4 separate regions of the Mus musculus genome follow, and regions 2, 3 and 4 are each linked to region 1. Evidence: chromatin loops called from intact Hi-C (ENCODE). Cell type or tissue: left cerebral cortex. All regions are shown on one strand.

What was found. A loop is a pair of places that touch in the nucleus more often than their neighbours do. Peaks named below come from ENCODE experiments on the same cell type or tissue, not always from the same donor. Only the 100,000 strongest peaks of a DNase experiment are listed, where the experiment ranks them.
Region 2: a loop joins it to region 1, with 4 times the contacts of the local background. A loop is called at or near these places in 5 of 42 quality-filtered maps.
Region 3: it touches region 1 in a loop (4-fold over the local background); 2 of 42 quality-filtered maps call a loop at or near these places.
Region 4: a loop joins it to region 1, with 3 times the contacts of the local background. A loop is called at or near these places in 2 of 42 quality-filtered maps.

The regions. Positions count from the first base shown.
Region 1 is chr1:65,331,527-65,336,526 of GRCm38, reverse strand. The region is part of intron 2 of Pth2r (parathyroid hormone 2 receptor); the gene reads right to left. Among named protein-coding and RNA genes, the nearest start is that of Pth2r, 23 kb to the right of the region's middle. In left cerebral cortex, no CTCF peak of the experiment used is centred here; DNase peaks (open chromatin) are centred at 776, 1,571 and 2,349; H3K27ac peaks cover 2,097 bases.
Region 2 is chr1:65,541,389-65,546,388 of GRCm38, reverse strand. No RefSeq gene overlaps it. Among named protein-coding and RNA genes, the nearest start is that of Pth2r, 230 kb to the right of the region's middle. In left cerebral cortex, no CTCF peak of the experiment used is centred here; DNase peaks (open chromatin) are centred at 845 and 2,019.
Region 3 is chr1:65,449,900-65,454,899 of GRCm38, reverse strand. No RefSeq gene overlaps it. Among named protein-coding and RNA genes, the nearest start is that of Pth2r, 140 kb to the right of the region's middle. In left cerebral cortex, no CTCF peak of the experiment used is centred here; a DNase peak (open chromatin) is centred at 2,412.
Region 4 is chr1:65,638,369-65,643,368 of GRCm38, reverse strand. No RefSeq gene overlaps it. Among named protein-coding and RNA genes, the nearest start is that of Crygf, 290 kb to the left of the region's middle. In left cerebral cortex, a CTCF peak has its summit at 2,944 (motif pointing left); no DNase peak of the experiment used is centred here.

The DNA of each region.
Region 1 (5,000 bases):
TTAAAGTATCTAAATCATTCCAGTGGACTCACTATCTCACTATAAAAATGATGACAATTCATGTATAAGAAACACTGGGAGTCACTGTGAACAGCTGTGGCATATTTCTTCCAACTGTCCCAGTAGTCGCTACAATTTTACCTGAGGTTCTTTTTTAAGCTGCTGTTGAAGAACTTGGTACACAAAAGTGATTCAAGATGTAGGTTTTCACCAATAAGTTTTAGTCTCATGCTCACCTCACACACATCTTGATCTGCACATCTCAAGATGAAAACAATCTCATCATTCTTACAACCTTCCAGTCTGTCACACCCCTAGCTAGAGTATTCAGCAAGCCATTTTTAAGGCATATTCCCTCTCTCCACTCCCTCCTCCTCTTCCTGCTCCTCTTCCTTTTCCTCCTTCTCCTCCTCCTTGTCTTCCTCCTCCTCCTCCTCCTCTTCCTTCCCCATCTCCATCTTGTCCACCTTTTCTTCTTTCTCTCTCCACCTCTAACCCTCTCTGGAGGACAACTGTCCTCCTGGAGGACAATTTTCTCTAGTCCTCCCCACCACTGTCTTTGTGCTTCTTATGATTAGCTGTGTAAAGTGTGGGAGTGCAATACGTTAGGATATAGCCAAAGACTGACTAGAGAAGACCTGCCTGTGTTCAGCTCCCTCTCAGACACAGGAAGTTCCTGCAACATACTGTGTGTTCTCTGCTTTGTACATCCCAGGGAAGGAAGCTTTTCAGAGTGATTCAACTGTCTGGAAAGTGATAAGTCTGCAGTAGAGAGTCTATACACGCCAGAATGTTACTAAGCATAACATTCATAGCATTCAAGCCATAGGCTCTTGATGAATCCTTGGCTTCTCTTGTCCTTTCTGCCTGTTTAGCAGGTAAAGCTGCTTCCTGATCCCTGTTATGTGCTAGAGTATTCTATCATGCCTGATTCACACAGTTGGTACCAATGATACACTCACATTTGCTCTTATCACATTGACCCCCAACCCCCATATGACCACAGTCACTGACCCACAGTCTACTTCCTGGCCATTTCTGAAGAAACTAATGATCTTCCTTCCCCAGGATGTATGTCCCACTGACATGTCCAGGTTCAGCTTAGCTTGCTTTTCTGGGGTTTCAACATTGTTTCTCCTCATTACCTCAATATTCCTTCACTTACCTCTTCCAGACTCTTTCTTAAATGTTAACTTCTGAGTAAACATTCCCAGTCCAAAATTGTACCACAAATCACCCCTCCCCTGTCTCCTGCTGTCATTCTTCCACAGTTCTCCACACCTCCCAATGTTATATGGGTCTTTTTTTTTTTTCCTATTGTTTTCTTAAGTCAGAGAATTGAAGGAACCAAGGGTGGAGCTCTTTTGTCTCGTGCATTAGCCATGCTCCTGACACAGCCCCTGACACTGATTAAGGCTTAACAAATGCTCACCATCAGTGCTGTGCTCTTCAGGGCTCCTTTCCTTTGGTCATATACTGAACTTCCAAGAAGAGAGCTTGTCAGCCAGATCACACCCCCACGTCCCCAACAGAGACACTTGCTGTGAGTGCTGCATTCATTTTCCATGACAAATTTCACAGTGTTAAACAAGGTCTGAACCCTGGCTCAGTAGAGCCTTTGCTTATGAACTCACAGGGGCAAAACCAAGAGCTGACAGGCTGGGCTCTCTTCTGGAGTCTCAGAAGGTATGTATATTTGTTTGCTCGTTTCAATAGTTGGCAGCGTTCAGTTCATCCACTGGGAAAAATGATTTCTTTCTGGCTGTGTGCAGTGAACTTGCCCAGCCTTAGAAGGCAGGTGAGTGACATCACTGTCTCCTGACCTCCTTCCTTCCTCTTCACAGTCAACAGTGGAGACTAGGTCCTTCTTGCATCTTGAATCTCTCGCAGTTCTCCTTGTCATACAGCTCAAATGATTCTGCTACCTTCCTCCTCCTCCATTCCTCAAGAACCAGATGATTATACTGTGCCAACCTAGATGATCCAGAATAGCTTCCACATTTTAATGTTCATAAGCTTAATTCCATTTGCAGTGTCCGTTTGGCTATGTAGCATAGCATATACGGGCATACCACCAGGTGCTAGCAGTGGGTTCCTTAGGGGCTCCATTATTCTGCCATCACAAATACTCACTAGCACTCATCATGTCCAGTTGTCTAGTTTGAAAGTCATGCAAACACTGGCATGCCCGATCATAATCCAGTATCAACCTGGAGTAACTTCTCAGCGTCTGATTCTTACACAGAAACAAACATTTGGTCTGCTTTGTGTCTTTCTGAAGGGATAAGAAAAGAAAATGTCTTCGTTCACCCACACTGTTCTCACAAAAAAGAACCTATTCCTGGAAACAGCCTCACTTCCCTCACAATCTCAGCCTGCCTTCACACACCACAGGCAACCCGGGAATTCATCCCACTGCCTCTTACTTCTGCTGCCACTTCATCTGCCTCTCTTTCTACGGCATCTGCTGTTGCTCTTGCTGCTTCTGTTCTTGCTGCTGCTGATGATGATGATGATGGTGGTGATGGTGATGATGGTGATGATGGTAATGATGATGTTACTGCTGTCGCTGTTTCTGTTACTGTTGATGGATGTGGTAATGGTCCTTTGCTTTTCTTGCTGCTCACAGTGACTAACAACTCAGTCTGCCATCAGTTTCTTTTAGAATGTGCTAGAATTCCATATGACTTCCTGACCATTTGTTTTGTTGTTAGTAAGGCATGTGTCTTTTCAAAGTTGGACCATTGCTAAAGTTCGGATCTTCAATGCCCCACAAAGCTCCATGGGCTTAGGCATGGATGTGTGATGGAGAAGCGGTGGGAACTTCAATGTGTAAGGCCCACTGATGTATCTTCAGGTGATGGGAAGCATGCCCTGGAAGAATGATATGACCAGCGTTCCTACATTCCTCTTTCTAAGAGTTGAGAAGTATTGCTTTATAATGTGTTTCTGCCATGTTATCCTTCCGTGAGCCCAAAGCAACAGAAACAACCAGTCATATAATAAAACTAAGACTGTGAGAGCCAAATAATTCTCTTTTCTTAAAGCTTGTTTAGCCGAGTTTGTTATTGTTTCAGAAGGCTAACTCTACTGTCCAATCAATATGTACCTAATAAACACTTCACAACCAACACAAACTGGACCTGGAAGCATGGTCTTATTTTCCTGTCTGGAAAATGCATGCTCTAATGTCATGTACTATGTTTGGGAGTTAGTCACATGATGCGTTAAAGTCTTCATCTAAGTGTCAAATCTATGGGTCAGTATATTGTACAATTACTCTGTATTAGAACAGTCGTGAAAAGGAATTTTCTTAGGTTCTGAGAAAAATTTCTGGTTTCTACAAGATGTTACCCCATCAGTGAATGAACATAGCCTCAGACCTTGCCCCCAAATTCAGAAAACCAACAGCCCTTAAAACAAGATTTTTACAAAACATGTTAATGTCTCTGGTGGCTTTTTGACAAGAAGAATAAAAAGTCACAAAAGGTTAGAAAGACTAAGGAAGCCTGGACCCCAAGCATACAGTGTGGAGCTCTAATTAATGTCTTCTCCTGTGTCCTCCTGTGAGAAATACTTGGATTATCTGACACAACACTAATTACTAATCCCATGTCATTCTCATTTTTATAAATTAACACCACTAATTATAACTCTCATTCCCTTCTTTATCCTAAGCAAAGCTAATTATCATTCAGTTATGATATTTACACAGAATGGTCTAAAATTTAGAAAATCCAGATTTTTATCCTTTTAGCTCTTAAATTACTCATAACAAAATAAGATCATACTTGGAAGGAGGACCAGAAGGCATAAAACCTTTGCTTTTTTGTTTGTAAATCTTCAATAATTTTTGGACTAGGTATCTGTATTTATGCATCACTTTCCTTTCACAAACATTTGAATTTTCTGTTCTTACTATAGATTTTTTTACATATTTAGTGTCTATCTGTATGACTGTCTGAACACATGAATGAGAGCCACATATGTGCAGTACATAAGGAAGTAAGAACAGGCTCCAAACCCTGGCACTTGGGTTATAAATGGTTGTGAGCCACTATGGGGGCACTAGGAATAGAACTCGAGTCCTCTGCAAAAACAGGTCTTAATCTCTGAGCCATCTCACCAGTCCCAAACTTTTTCAGAAATAAAAAAAAAAATACTATATGCTTATTACATAGAATTTATAGTTAATGGTATGTTATAATACTTATTTCAGTTCATGTGTTTTCATATAGCTTTACAATAGTTATATGTAGCATTAACAGCCTCTTTCTAAATATTTTTATATCTGATTTCAACTTTAAGATCACTTAAAATAAAATTTTCTTGTTAGCTAATAAATTCAAAATGTCAGTCGAGATTTTAACAACATTAAAGTGCAGAGTGTTTTTAGTTAATTATACCTATAATTAAGCAACTGATAGATATTATACAGATATAAATAAACTATATCTGTGACTCCAGGCAGAGAGCCAAACAGATAAATGGTATAACAAGATGGCTGCTCTAGGCAGAGAGCCGACCAGTAAGATGATATGAAGATTGCTTTGTATGCTTCCCAGGATACTCAAATTCTGTCTAACATGGGCTCCACAGGAATCTTGGGGTTTTATCCTGCTTGGCAAAATAGAAAAGGCCTAAGAATAGCCACACACAGTATTTTAGTTTACTTTCTTTTTTTGGTTTGTTTTAACTTTCAAAATGGGTTTGATTTTGAGTTTTGTGGTTTTACTATTATTCCTCTGGAAAAGAGGGCAGGATACAAGCTTTCCTGGTTGCTGACTAAAGGATATGCTATTTGGGGAGAACCGTTTTGTTTTTACATGTTTAGAAAAGGTGATTAGAGTCTTTACACCTTCCAGAGTTATATGGATCAGATATGATGAAGGGAGACTCCCAGAGGACTAGATTCCAGATAATCAAACAAAAAATTTATCTTGATGATACTAAAATTTTGTTTTGAGATTTGTATATTACAGAATATAAAGCCTTGGTGA
Region 2 (5,000 bases), 210 kb before region 1:
ACTATTGCATTCAATCTGTGTAAGTTTAGCACAGAATAACTATCAATAAATATAACATTACTTCCTTTTCTTTATTTGAAATTACTGAGCTTGATAGTGATAGTTAAATATATTAGCTTAGTGGGATGGTTTAAAATCTAAAAACTGTTATACTGGAGTGTGTTTGCTTGAGCAACCATTCTGACTGACAGAATAAGAAAATAAATCACCTAGAGCAGAAATTCTTGGTTCCTGTAACCTGATAATGCTTAAGATCATAATGATAGGATTTCATGAAAGGCATTTCTATTTCATATTCATCAGTAAATTATTTCACATCCCAAGAAACATTCGTATAGTACAAAAACCTCAGAGTGTAGCACCTGCTTATAAAATTTCACTTATCCTAGCCCTGTTACTTTTTGCCAGGAACATGATGGGCTAATCAGGGGTAGAAAAGGAAAGAAACAAGCCTGAAGGGTTCCCCTGGGGAGCGGACAGCGAACAACAGAACAGACACCTGGCCTATTCTGAAAAACAAAATTCTTGATTATTTTGTCTTTTGGGTACTGACACAGTGACTAGTCAGTGTGTTGCAACATGGATGAGTATTGGAATGAAATGGAAATCTCCCTTTTAGGGATCAGGATATAAGCACAGAGAGAAAGACTGTGCTCAGCAGAGGGGAAAATGAGGTCTTTCAGGACAAAAAAAAATGCACCTCACAGAGAGGAGCTGGTGCTGGAGCAGGGTATACCACAAAATTGTATTAGATTCCATTGGTGGCTCTCCAGTTGTTTCTATTTCTGCACTTAGCATTCTCCGAGGTGAGCAGGAAAAAACCAGCAAGCTGGGGAGGGATGGGAAGAAGAAAGTAGGTTAGACACTGCATGTCCTTCAGTTTGGGAAGTGCTGCATCTTCACTGCATTAAAGATGGGGTGGAATCATGTGAACACGACCCAAGAATGGTCCCTAGGAGAAGTTGGCAACCCTAACAGTCACTCAACAAACAAGAACCTGGGCTGGAGAGATGGCTCAGCAGTTAAGAGCACTGACTGCTCTTCCAGAGGTCCTGATTTCAATTCCCAGCAACTACATGGTGGGCTCACAACCATCTGTAATGGGATCTGGTGTGTCTGAAGACAGATACAGTGTACTCATATGCATAAAATAAATAAATAATTCTTTTTTTTTTAAAAAATAACCTCATTCTGAAACAAAATTCTGACAACCCGAACCAGCTTACAAATGAATCCTTCTTGGGTCCTCAAAACAAAACTGTATCATGTTTGCTGGCATGCTGATTTCAGTCTTGTAAGATCCTAAGCAGAACGACTTCATCAGGTCCACAGCTGAACTGTGTGATACCAACTACCACTTAAACATTTTGCTCAATGTTAACAAAAACATATTGTGGCAAAGCAACTCTCCATGATGTGATAAAAAATTAATTTTACCCATTCTATTAGACAATAAACTATAGAATCAAGTCAATATATATATATACATATATATATATACATATACATATATCACAAACATAATAAGGAGGTCAAATTCAGAGATGAATTAGAGAAAGGTCCCAGCTGTGGATCTGGAGTATTTGTACTAATCTGATATATAATCTTCATATTTGAACACTAATGCTGGTTTGCATTTGGAAGACCCATCTTTAAGGAAGTCCCTGATACACATTACTAATCATCCTTTCATATCCTCCATGCAGGTGCTCAATTAGATATGTCAGCACCTTTGAATTTGTCTCTTTGGTGCTGAGAGCTGCCTATTCAGCAGGAACTTCCATTCATATAATAAAGAACTACCCGGAGATCTTTATTATGTCATAGTAATTCAAATTAATTTGTAAGAGGAAAGCTTTAAATCTTGTCATTTATCTCTGCTGGAAATCCACCAGAGAACATAATTTTAGAGATCTAGGAGCCAAGCTCATTATTTCCAAAAGCACAGCTGTCATTTACACTAGCTCACAGCAAGTTCATTCAATAAGATGAAGCTGCCTTTCCATTCATGCATTCATTTCCTGGGTAGTTTGTTCTATTGTCCATCAAGCCACAAATGTAGAACTGTGTTTCCGTTGTGTGCCTTCCAGACTCCTCGTGATACCGTGAGTTGCATGAGGCAACCGTGTCTTTCCTTTTCTAATCCTAGGGTTGTTCTCATTAACTTCTTATTTAAGCTGTAGTCAAATTTATAAAACATGAAATTCAAAATCTTGAATACCCTAAAAGATTAATTCAGCACATCTACCCTGCTGGGGAGCCAATATCCAGAAGCCTTACATCATTATAGGACCCAGTTCCTCATGACTGTTGTCTGTCACCATTGTGCTTTCTATCTCAATGAATAGACTACTATAAGCAATTCATAGTAGTGGAAAGTATAAAATTTTTGTTTATGACTATCATATTAGGCTGAGCATTATGCCTTCAAGGACTGTTCATTTTTTTACAACTGTCAAAGCCCTTGTCCTTTTTATAGCTGAGGACGTTTCTAAATGTATGTATATGCTACATTGTGCTACATTGTGCTTATCTGCTCCTCCACAAGTATATTCTTGAATTGATTCTACTTTTTGTCTATTGTGAATAATTCTGCCCTGAATGTGGGTGTATAACTATCTTACTTACTTCTTATCAGCAGGGTAGGTTGAAAAATTGGGAAAGACCTAGGAGGAGTAGGGAGATGGAGAGTGACTGATGATAATACACTGTAGGAAGTTCTCAAAGAACTAATAAAAACTTAAAAGTAAGTATATTTGTTTATGGCTGTCTCATCTGTTGTGAATCCTTGAGCATCTTGTTTGGTGTGTATGTCAAAGGCCCAACCTCTCACCCAGTACGTTCTATTTGCTTTAAAATATTTACTAAAAACCAAATATCATTTTTCTTATTAGCCCAGGAACTACAATGGAAAAAGCATGTCTTTTGCTTTCAGATAGTTTAGTCTTTAAGAACACAGACTGTACATGAATCACATTGCTACACATGTAACAGTTACTAATTAAGAGCACAGACTATTAAGAATTACATTGATATACATGCTACAGATGATGGAAGTGAAGCAGAATCAGGCTGGGTAAAGGAAGTGAATATAGGGAAAATAGCTAGCATGAGCAAGTGGGATGGTAGAAAAGTATATTAAATCAGGATGACTGTGGTAAGCTGGCCACAGTGAGGAAGGAAGCTGGGAGGCATAGACGGCAGCTCACTGTTTCCTAAGCAATGGTCAGGAACTTGGACTTCAGTCTGAAAACTTATAGGGAATCAGTAGGAATAAATGGTAAGTTGAGTACAAAATGAGAATATTGTCTGATACCCAGAGTGATGAGCTGCTTAAGAGTGCTTGTGAATTCTGCCTAGACTACAAGTGCACTAAGCTGGCAGATAAACAATAATTAGTGGGATTCAGAAACCAAGACAACAGGGCCTATGGAAGGTGAAATTTGGGGTCCGTAGTGTGACTCTAAGGCTCACATGGACTAAACTGCAGATTAAGATTTGTTCTTGAGAATACTGCAGGGAAAATGAGAAGTCCTATTTGTCAAAAGAAAGTAAAAGCCCAGACTCAAAGGAAGATAAAATTACTCATTGTACTGAATCCAAATGGACTATCTGGTAGGTTTGGGAGCTGTCACCAAAGTCACAGTCATTCATGAGGACTCAGGAGCTTCACCAAGACCATATTTCTATCAAAACTGACTATAGTATTCCCCCTTGGCTTCCCTTTATCTTTCTGCAATTGTCGAGCGCGCCCAACTGGCCAGGAAGCAGGACGCCACAGCAGGATCCTTCTGCACACGTTTATTCAGTCCTATTTCTTCTTGTTTATATCTCCCTTGTTTATATCTCCCCTGTTTGTATCTCTCCCTCGTTTATATCTCCCAATAATAACAATCCTCTCTCGAATAATAATCCTCCTCTAACCCGGGCCTCTCACTCTTATATACTCTCAGTTCCCATCCACGCACAGCAGGCCACGCCACCTCACCAGGCACGCAGCTTCAGCTAATCAGGGCAGCAGGGGCAAATCTCCACCAAATTGGATTCACCTGTATCCTGGTACACCTGCGCAGCACTCAAGATGTTTGTGTCTTATATGAGGAAGTCAGGTGCAAGTCATATGACTTAGCTGCAGTCCCTGGCGCCTTTAGGACTGCCGCCACACCTGCTCCTAACAATTCCCCCTTTTTTCTTTTTTGGCAGAGAGAATGTCTGTAGATAGCCCCCCGCAGCCATGCCCCTTACCCGTCCTTGGGTGACAAACAGCATTGGTTTGATCCCTGTCTTAGGTTGGTGACATGCCCAGGGAGTCTTATCACTGACTACCTCTCTATTATGCCAAGCCACACCTGGGGAGATTGTGTTTTGCTTGCGGCAGGTGCATCAAAAGGCCAGGATGTTAATTAACTTATGGCCAGATCTTAATTGCTGCAAGCAAGCCTCATGGGTGAAGGTAGAGGTCTGATCCCCAGTGTGCAAGCATAGGGGCCCTACACAAAACCATCCCTTAGGCTCATCACCCAGAGAGGTCTTGGCCAGCTCCCGTGTCGTTTTTCCTGGGGGAAGGGAACTAGGACACTGAACCTTCATGCAATCAGACCTGCCTTCCACAGGATGCCAACAGCAAGCTATCCTCTGTGCAGTGCTTAGCCTCGCACCCCAAGGCATAACGCAGCATAATTTCTTTTAGAGCGGCAAACCAAATCTGAGGAGATTGTCCCGCCTCCACTGCAGCAAAAGCCTACGCTACCATGGCTAAAGTGCGGGCCGCACACTCTGCACCTAACACATGTGCCAAACACAAAAAACACACACACACTATAACAAGCATACATCCCAGGGCTCTCATCCCCGCTCATCTTCCCTGAAGCAAGGGATAGATAGCCAGAGAGGCTATCTCTTTAAGGGGAATTCAGGGATCAAAAAGCGTGGAAAAATTTGAATGTCATGTCGAGCTGGTATCGGCTTCTGGAATACCGAAAGGATCTCCCATCTCGGCT
Region 3 (5,000 bases), 120 kb before region 1:
TATTAAAAATTAATAAATTCACACTGGAAAAAAGACAGCATCTTCAACAAATGGTGCTGGTCAAAATGAATGTCTACACATAGAAGAATCCAAATGGATCCATATTTAGCACCCTACACAAAACTCAAGTCTACATAAATCAAAGATCTCATCATAAAACCAGACACCTTGAAGCTAATAGAAGAAAAAATGAGGAACAACTTTGAACTCCTTGGTACAGGAGACATCTTTCCGAACAGAAATAAGGACAACAATTAATAAATGAGACCTTACAAAATCAAAAAGCTTCTGTATCGCAAAAGACACTGTCAATCATACAAAAAAGTAGCCTACATAATGGGAAAATATTTTTGCCAACTCCATATCCAATAGAAAAAATCTGATATTAAAATATATAAACAACTCAAAAACTAGATATTAATAAAACAATCCAATTTGAAAATGGGGTACAGTTCTATACTGAGAATTCTCAATAGAGGAATCTCACATGGCTGAGAAACATTTAAAGAAATGTTCAATATCCTTAGATATCAGGGAAATGCAAATCAAAACTAGTTTGAAATTCTAACTCACTCCTGTCAGAATGACTAAGGTCAATTAACACAAGTGAAAGCTAATGCTGGTGAAGACGTGGAGTAAGGGGAACATTTCTCCATTGCTGTGAGGAGAGCAATCTTGTACAGCCACTATCAAAACTAATATGGTGGTTCCTCAGAAAACTAGGATTTAATCTGTCTGAAAACCCAGCTATATCACACTTGGCATAGACCCAAAGGACACTCCATCCTACCACAAGGACACTTGCTCAACTATATTCATTACAGCTTTATTCATAATAGGCAGAAACTAGAAATAGCCTAGATGTCCCTCAATTAAGAACAGATTTTTTTAATGTGGTACTTTTATAGTCTAGTGATTTTCTACAATAGTTCTTCATGTTATGGTGAACCCCCAAACCAAAAAATTGTTTCACTGCTACATCATAACTGTAATTCTGCTACTATTGTGAATCTACTGCAATATAGATATCTGATATGCAAGATATGTGATATGAGACTCCAAGGGATCACAACCCACATGTTGATAACTGCTGATTTACGATGGAGTATTACTCTACTGTTAAAAAAAAATCATGAAATTTGCAGTAAATGGATGCAACTAGATAGAAAGAAAATCTGAGCGAAGTAAGCAGACTCAGAAAGACAAATGCAATATGTACTATTTATAAATGGATATTAACTATAATCAAGCTACAATCCAGAGACACAGAGAGGTTAGGTAAAGAGGAGGGTCACAAGGGTAAATAGAATAGATTCTGCAGATGTTCTAGGTTTAGGTAGAGACAGGAGCAGGAGGAATCAGGTGGGGGCAAGGGCAGAGGGCAAGACTGCAGGGAGAATGGAATTAGGTGGCATTTGGGAGCAGTGTGGCTAGTACAATGGAAACTTCCTAGAATCTATGAGGGTGATCCTAGTGAAGACACCTATTAATAGAGGACACCCAGTGTGATGGTTTGTACATTCTCAGCCTAAGGAGTGGCGCTATTAGAAGGTGTGGCCATGTTGGGGTAGGTGTGTCACTGTGGATGTGGGATTCAAGACCTTCATCCTAGCAGTCTGAAGCCAGTATTTTGCTAGCAGCCTTCAGATGAAGATGTAGAATGCTCAGCTCCTCCTACACCATGCCTGCCTGCATGCTGCCATGTTCTTACCTTGATGATACTGGACTGAACCTCTAAACCTACAAGCCAGTGCCAATTAAATGTTGTCCTTATAAGAGTTGCCTTTGCCATGGTGTCTGTTCATAGCAGTAAAACTCTAACTAAGATACCCAGTCTGTATTAACCATGTTTTATAGCCAAGCAAGGCATCCAGTGGTGGGACTGGGTTACATTCAGCTGATTGTTGGCCTAGAGGGTCCAATAGAGGTCTATAAGCAACCCAGGCTGATGCTAAGACAGATCACTCACTGAAAACTCACAGCAAAGATCCATAGATGAGGACAACATCCACACAGCTCATAGAATGTCAAAAGATCAAGCTGGTGCCTACATGGAACCTTCACCCCTAAGATCTAGTGATTTTGGTATGGGAAAGTACTCTATAGGCTATGGAAAGAGAAACCTGGACACCAACCCTGCCAGAGAACCCTTGACCTAAAATCTGTGCTTACTGCAGGATGTACTGGATCAGTGTTAAACCAATGCTTGGTTTTAGATATCCAGAAACCTGAAACTATATAGCTCAGAGACCTAAAATGGAATCGAGCACAACAGCTAAAAAAAATCAATGAAATGATTTCTAATGATATTACGTTATACTGTAGATTGGTGCCTTGCTCAGTTATCATCAGAGAGATTTCTTCCAGCAACAGATGGGAGCAGATGCAGAGAGTGGGCAGGATGTACTGTATGAGAGAAAAACCTATTTACATTGTTTTTAAAAAGACCCTACATTTAGAGTAACTTATTATAGAGCAATCGTGAATATAATCCATCGGATTTAATTCTTGAATTTGGTGTGTGCAGCAGCTTGGTGATGAAATGGAAAGCTTGAATCAGGAATGGTTCCACGTGGGCAACAGAACTAATATGGAAAAAATTCATTGATGTCTGACCTGAACATTAAATTGAGTTCTGTATGTTTTATGGCCACTGATTAGATGGAATTGAAAACACCAGCATCTTCCCACTTTGAATTTTAACTTTTCAAATGCTTACAGACAAACAAGTACTTTAAAATCCATAGACTAGGTCACAGTTAATGCCTCTAATGAATCAGTATGACAATAAACTCATTTCTATGCGTTCAAATCTATTATAGACCTGATGGAAAAACCGAATAACTAAAAAGAATTCACGTGATAGTTTTATGAAACTGAATATTATGGGGGTGCATTGTTCCAGTTTACTGAAAGTCATTCTGATCTTGGTGGAATTTATATTCTACTTGACTTGTGGTCAGCACAAAATGGCAGGGTTACAAATGAATGAAGTATAATCTTACTTCTGATTGAAAGGTTATAACTTATAACTGCTCTTGCCACTGGCACAGCCAGTTTTAGATCATGTAATTATGCATAATGCAGAACAGGTGGGAGACATACTGATCTAAAGGCTTTCACCCTCTAACGGGCTAGAGAGTCGATTAAGCTCAAGTAGGTAGCTAAATCTGACAGACTATCCAGATACCAACTCATGATCTAATCATATGTGTTATTAACAGTTCTTACATGTTCTCAGAGTTCTTAGAATAGTTCTAAGAAATGACTCCTGTAAAAGTCTTCTCTTTAAGACAAGCTGGCTGTTTAAAATGACACAATGTCTAGAAGACACACTCATTAATAAAATAGAGTCTTCCCTCTGACTTTTCCGTTTTGATTTCCTCTTCATACCTCTGGCAGCTTTCTCCCTGGTTCATCCATCGCAGCCTTATAGGTGAAGTATATCTCCATTCTTTCATCTGAAAAATCTCCTGTAATTGTGCTTTGCAGCACTTTTCACAATGTGATTATGTCCTTAATCATATGTAAACATTTGCTTACCATCCAGCTTCTTGAGGACTTGGCTAAGTCTGTAGCCATAAAATTTCCCATAATTTCTCCAGTGCTGAATACATAAGACACTACATAAAATCTTATCTATAGACTGGTTTCTAAGAGCTGTATTTTTAGTATTTGTTGTCTGTTCTTTCCCCCATCTCATCTCTATCACAAAATTGGGACAGTTATAACTCAATTGGATATATCCTGGGCATATACCCAAAAGATGCTCCTCCATACCACAAGGAGACTTGTTCAACTATGTCCATAGCAGCTTTATTCATAATATCCAGAATTTGGAAACAACCCAGGTGTCTCTCAACTGAAGAATGGAACCCAGACCCAGAAAGACACACATGGTATGTATTCATTTATAAGTAGATATTAGCCATAAAGTACATACAAGATACCCACACTACAATGCACAGACCCAAAGAAGCTAAGTAACAAAGAGGGCCTAAGATAGAATGCTTGACTCTCATTCAGAATGGGAAATAATATAAACATCAGAAGTGGATTGAGAGAGGGAACTAGTTTGGAGAGGGGATGGGGAGGGTACAGCAATGGTGATCAGGTGTGGGGTTGGGGATGAATGGGCTAGAAGAGAGAAGGAAATTAATGGGGGTGGGGCATTTCTGGGACAGGGGAGGCTCCTGGGAGAATATAGTGGTGACTCTAGCTGTGACTCCTACCAGCTTGGGATATGGAGACTGAAGTGGCCACCTCCTGTAGCCAGGCAGGTCTTCCAGTGAGGGACACCAACCCACTTACAAAACCTTGGACCCTAAATCTGCCCTACCTACAAGATATGCAGGGATAAAGATGGCCCATTTTTAAGGCCTCTGCACTCATGACCCAATCAATTCCCATTAGCCCCCACCTACCAGCACTGTACAATGGGCATCGTGCTTCCATACATGAACTTTTGAAACACTTAAACCACTAATCGTGAATGGTTTATAATGGGACTTAAAACACTGTTTAATTAAAATCTCTGGGAAGTTTGTGTTTAAGATAATGTGTTGATATTTTATGATACTGGGGATTGAACCTAGTGACTTGTACATACTAGACAAGTAGTCTACCACTGTGTTACATCACAATCACCAAGGTTTTGAATTTTACCTCATTTTGTTTCTTTTATTCAAGACTATATCACACTATGCAGCTCTGCCTGACCTGAACTTACTATGCAGACCTAGCTGTCCTTGCACTAATAGAGATATGTCGGTCTTTTGCTTATAATTTTTAAGCCCCTGATTGGGAATTACAGCTCTATGTGCAAGGAAAGAGTTAGCCAGAGCCAGGCTGACTCCATGACAAGCTGCAAACTGGTTGTTTGGGAGACTAGCCTAAGTTTCTTTTTCGCAGAACTGAAAAAGTCTAAAACAAGTCAGTTTCAGGAAACAAACAAAACACTGCTCACGGGCAACCAATCAGGAAGTGCCCGAGCATCTTTG
Region 4 (5,000 bases), 310 kb before region 1:
AAATGAGTGTCCCAATAGTGGCTACACTCTCATGGGTGCCCCAAATTGAATGTAGGTGTTATGATTTTTTTTATTGACTACTTTTTATAAAAACATAAAATTCCTAACTGATTTAAACAAGTTTTTATAAACATTTAATTTCCAATTACCCAGGCCTCGTCTCATGAAAATCTTATATTTAATTCTCTAATTTTATTTTATAAGAAATTCATGGAATTGGCAGCAGATGTTGCCATTTAAATTATAACCACTCTAAGAGAATCTGCATTTTCAAAAAAATTCTGAACACAACAGATCAGCCTGCTTTTAATGCATCTTAATATATTTTATCATGACCAGCATGCATAAAGAAATTTAGAATTTCTAGCAGTATACTAGATCAAAGCAGAGTTCGTATTACTTTTAAAAGACATAGCACCCCTGGTGGAATAATACTAAGAAAAACATAAAGCTATGCTGATAATACAATGTCAGGATGCAGCAATAAAGCATTCATCATCATCATCATCATCATCATCATCATCATCATCATAATGCCCATATATTAGACTGAGCATCCTTATGCAGAAGAGAACACAGCATTCATTACCTGGACACAAGGAAGTCAGAAAACCCAAACATCAGCTTGGACTTTAGGTAAATGAATCAATATTTGAAACTTCTAGTTACTGTGGAGACCCTTAGGATCTACTGGGCATTTGTGTAACATTCCTCAGAAGCTAGCTTTTGTGTCTTGCATCCATTCTATTTTCATTCATTATAATTAGGGACAAATTTGTTTACTTTATAAAATGCTGGTGTTGATGCATCTGATCCTGTTCCCCTTCCTTCTCTTCTGAAACTTGAATGTAACAAAATGAGAATATGAATGGTGATCATTAACCATCATTCCGTGTGCAACAGATTTTACAAACCAGACCACCACCTCCTAGGCTGCTGGTTTAACAAGCCTATATAGAAGGTTGAAGACGTCAATAACCAGTGATTTTCATTAAAGCCAAAACACATGACAAAATGCAATAAAACAATAACAACAAGTTTGGCTAGGTGCTTAACATTTCATAGATTTGTATATGGTATAATGGTATAAGACTCTAAGTTTGAAATTATTAAAGAAGGTTTAGTTTTTTTAAGGAAGTTTTGATTTCAAGTCACATTTTATCACTATTTAAGTAGAATGTTATTAAAAGACTTTATATTAGATTCTCGGTTACACATCCTCCTTACCTTTATGCAGTTTCTCTCTCTCTGAAACATGGGCTTTGCTCTATTGTGGATAATACTAAGAGTTGAAAATGGGGACTGAGAAGAAGGCACAGTGAAGAAAATCACTGCAGAGCAAGCATGAGGACCTGAGTTTAAATTCACAGCATCCACATAAAAGCCAGGGGTGACTGCTCATGCCTATAGCACTTGGAAGCAGAGACAAGCTGGTGTTTGAGTCCTGCTGCCTAGCCATGGCTGAACTGGTGAGCTCTAGAATCAGTGAGCAACCCTGTCTCTAAAACAGTAAAAGTAAGAAGAAATAGAAGATATTTAACTCTAGTCTCTACATATATGTACATGCACACACACACACACACACACACACACACACACACACACACTTAAATATAAAAATAGTCAGGTTAACTCATTTCTTCTTCTTAAAGAGTGTGAATCACTTTAAAAGGAGATTATTTCTATCTATATATCTGTCTACCCACATACCTATATTATTTGGGGACTGTTATGTCTGCACTCAAGGCTATACACTTAATATTATAATATCCCATTTTGATTTTAGCTGATTGATAACATACTTTTACACAATATGAGAAATTACAGAACATATAGCATAAGCATTTCATAGCATTTACATAAAATTGCTATTGGGGATATTGAAATTAGTATTTTAATATTTGTTAAAACATAGCAGTCATTAGGTCAAATATCATTATTTATTTGAAAGTCCACAGTTTGCTTCTTAGAAATCAAATATATTTTTTTAAAAATATCCTTCCCCAAATTAAATTTTTTTCTTTTTAAAGTCAAATAGTCCATGAAGTTCCTTAAATTACAAAGTATTTTTCATTTGTGAATGTACATTACTTATTAGAAAACAATAAGAATTGGGTCCCTGTTAAGCAAATACACCTCTGTGACTTGTCACCTTATAGTTTGGGCTGTTTGTTTTGGGGTCATTGTCTTCACTAATCTATAAATGCCTTTAAAACTCTGAGTCATGTATTTCATACTTATACTACCAATGCCTAAAATACTTTTATTCTTCTATTTGATTGCCTGAATAAATGAATTAAGTTAAATGATGGGAAAAACTAATATATTCTTGAAACTTTGGGTCTTTTTTCTTGTAAATAAAGCAGATTAGAGTTGACCTTTGTACAAGCAATTGGTGGCACAGAAAATCAGACTAGTGTGACTAAAGACAAATGTTGAGTATGCCACAGATCATCACGAAAGCTTTGTAAAGAAAGAGGAAGAAAAAGGCATAGCAGACTAATTAAAAGCAACACTCAAAGCTCTGAACTTCGGTAGGAACAAGGCATGCCACCAAGGGCAGCACTCAAGTCTTCGATTAACACTGAAAACTCCAAATGAGTCCCTGCATCGACAGAGATCAGATTTGAAGAGATACTTTGTTCCACGTCTTTTGCTATTTATACTTGTATTCATTTTTAGGGTAAAAAGACAGTGACAATGGGTTCTGGGGCATGCACAGCAAATTTGCTGCAATGTTTGCTTGCTGAGTTTAAACATCCCCAAACTAGATGCAGCAGAGACCCTTAATAGCCACAACGCACCCAGCAGAAAATGTGAATAAAGAATTAAGGAGAGTTCCATAAGGCATGTTACTCTCTCTGTTATACAGTATTCATGATTCTTTTAGCAGTATCTTTCATTCATCTTCTGGTACTTGGAGTTATACTGCTGGAGTATGCTGATAGGGTGCCACCTACAGTCAACAAAATAAGTTTAACCTAACTGTGGACATTTCTGAGGTTATAGTTAACTGTGCAATAACACTCTCATCAATTTGCATTAGAGTAAGATTACCCACCATGCCATAGTACACATGTGGAGGTCAGAAAAATAACTTTCCAGAGTTGGTTCTCTCCTTTAACTGGTTGAGGTAGGCTTTCTCATGCTGTTTCTATTGTGCTGTGATACTCCTGGCTAGCTGTCCCGTGAACATCCAAGCAATTCCGTCTCTGCTTCTCATCTTGCTGTCGTACCATTTGGATTACAGTCACATGCAACAATCTCCAACTTTTTCACATGGGTTCTGGGAATCAAACTCAGATCATTAAGTTTGTGTGGCAAGGGCTATCCAACCCATCTATCCCTATGGCTCATATTTATATGCCTCTCTAGACATAGAAACAAAAACTTAAACCATAATTGATGTGGGCTTTATTAGAAACATTCTGCTAAATCCTGTATTTCTTCATTCGGCCTCAAAACTTGATTATTTTATAATATTTAGGAACAGATATTATTTGCTATTGATATTTGTATAATTATAACTGATACTTCATCCTCATTGATGAATACATATATATATATATGTATACATACATATATATGTATATATATGAACATCAAAACTATATAATCATTGAAAAGAATGACTCAATAGGTTCTTAAACATTTAATAATGCATTTACATTTCACCTATTAAGCCCATTGCTTGATTTGTGTCAAACCAAAATATAGCTTATATTTAACAAAAATCTGTACAAGAACATCTATAATAACTTTATTATAAATACTAGGGATGGCACATAAGGGAATTGATTTTAGTGATAGAAATACCTGGCATCTGTATTATGCTGGTAATTACCTCAGTGTACAATTTTGTCAAATATCATTCAAATATATTTTTTAAGTGGGAAAGTTTCTTCTATGGTAACCATACCTCAATAAAGTTCATTTAAAGATATTCTGGTCACTTATAAAATTACCATAAGGAAAGATATTTTCTTAAGAGGAGTTGAAAAGCTGTACCTAAGAAAGGAAAATAGAACTACTAAAGTCTACAATAACTTTGATTTCTCAGCATTCAGTGTAATGAACAATGCCATGTTGATAGCAGCACTTTTTTCCTTCCATACTTTCTAAAAGATGAAATTTCCTGCCTCCTGGAGAGGGGAAGCAGAGGGTTAGAGCAGCCAAGAATGACACATAACTCTAACAGGGCTCATTCATATCTTTTATGGAACAAATTTCATTTTCAAGGTGCAGACATTTCTTAGTTTTATTTAGAAAGTCATTACCAGATGAGTGATTCTTGTTAAAAGAGTACCTTATCGTGACAAAGCTCTCTTTAAGTAACATCTATTTATTTCTTCTGAACAAAATTCTGGCTTTCACTACAGAACAAAGAACATCACAGTATTCTAAAACTTTGGGGAAAATCTGTCTTATTTTATATAACAAGTCATTTTATAGGCAGTAAGTAAAGAAGCAACTATTTATGATACATGGAATGCTTCTAATCCAGGATATATGCACCATCCAAGAAGTATTTTTTAATATCTATCATTCTGTAATCCTGACATGAAAAAGGTATTATCTATCATCTTCAAATATCATGAGCCTCAAAAATACAATAAATAGGAGACATATATTTAAGGCATAACCCACATAAAAACTGTTTGTGATGATTATCACAATGATATATAAATTTATATTATAGTATATAATACATCTCAACAATTATATTATGTAATATATATTTGGAATTATATGACCTACAACATATATGTGTATACATATGTATATGCAAACACACACACACATATATATATAAAATTATATTGCCTACAATATCTAACATGTTGTCTCTGCCATCACTGGTTTCAAAATACATAAAATTATTCCCAGACTGTGAAAGAAATGTTCAAGAATAAGTCTGTGTTGTTATTGTGAATTTATTTAATTTTCTATTTATAGATTTTCTTTTTTAAGGTCACCTCAAGACTCAGAACTTTAAAGAC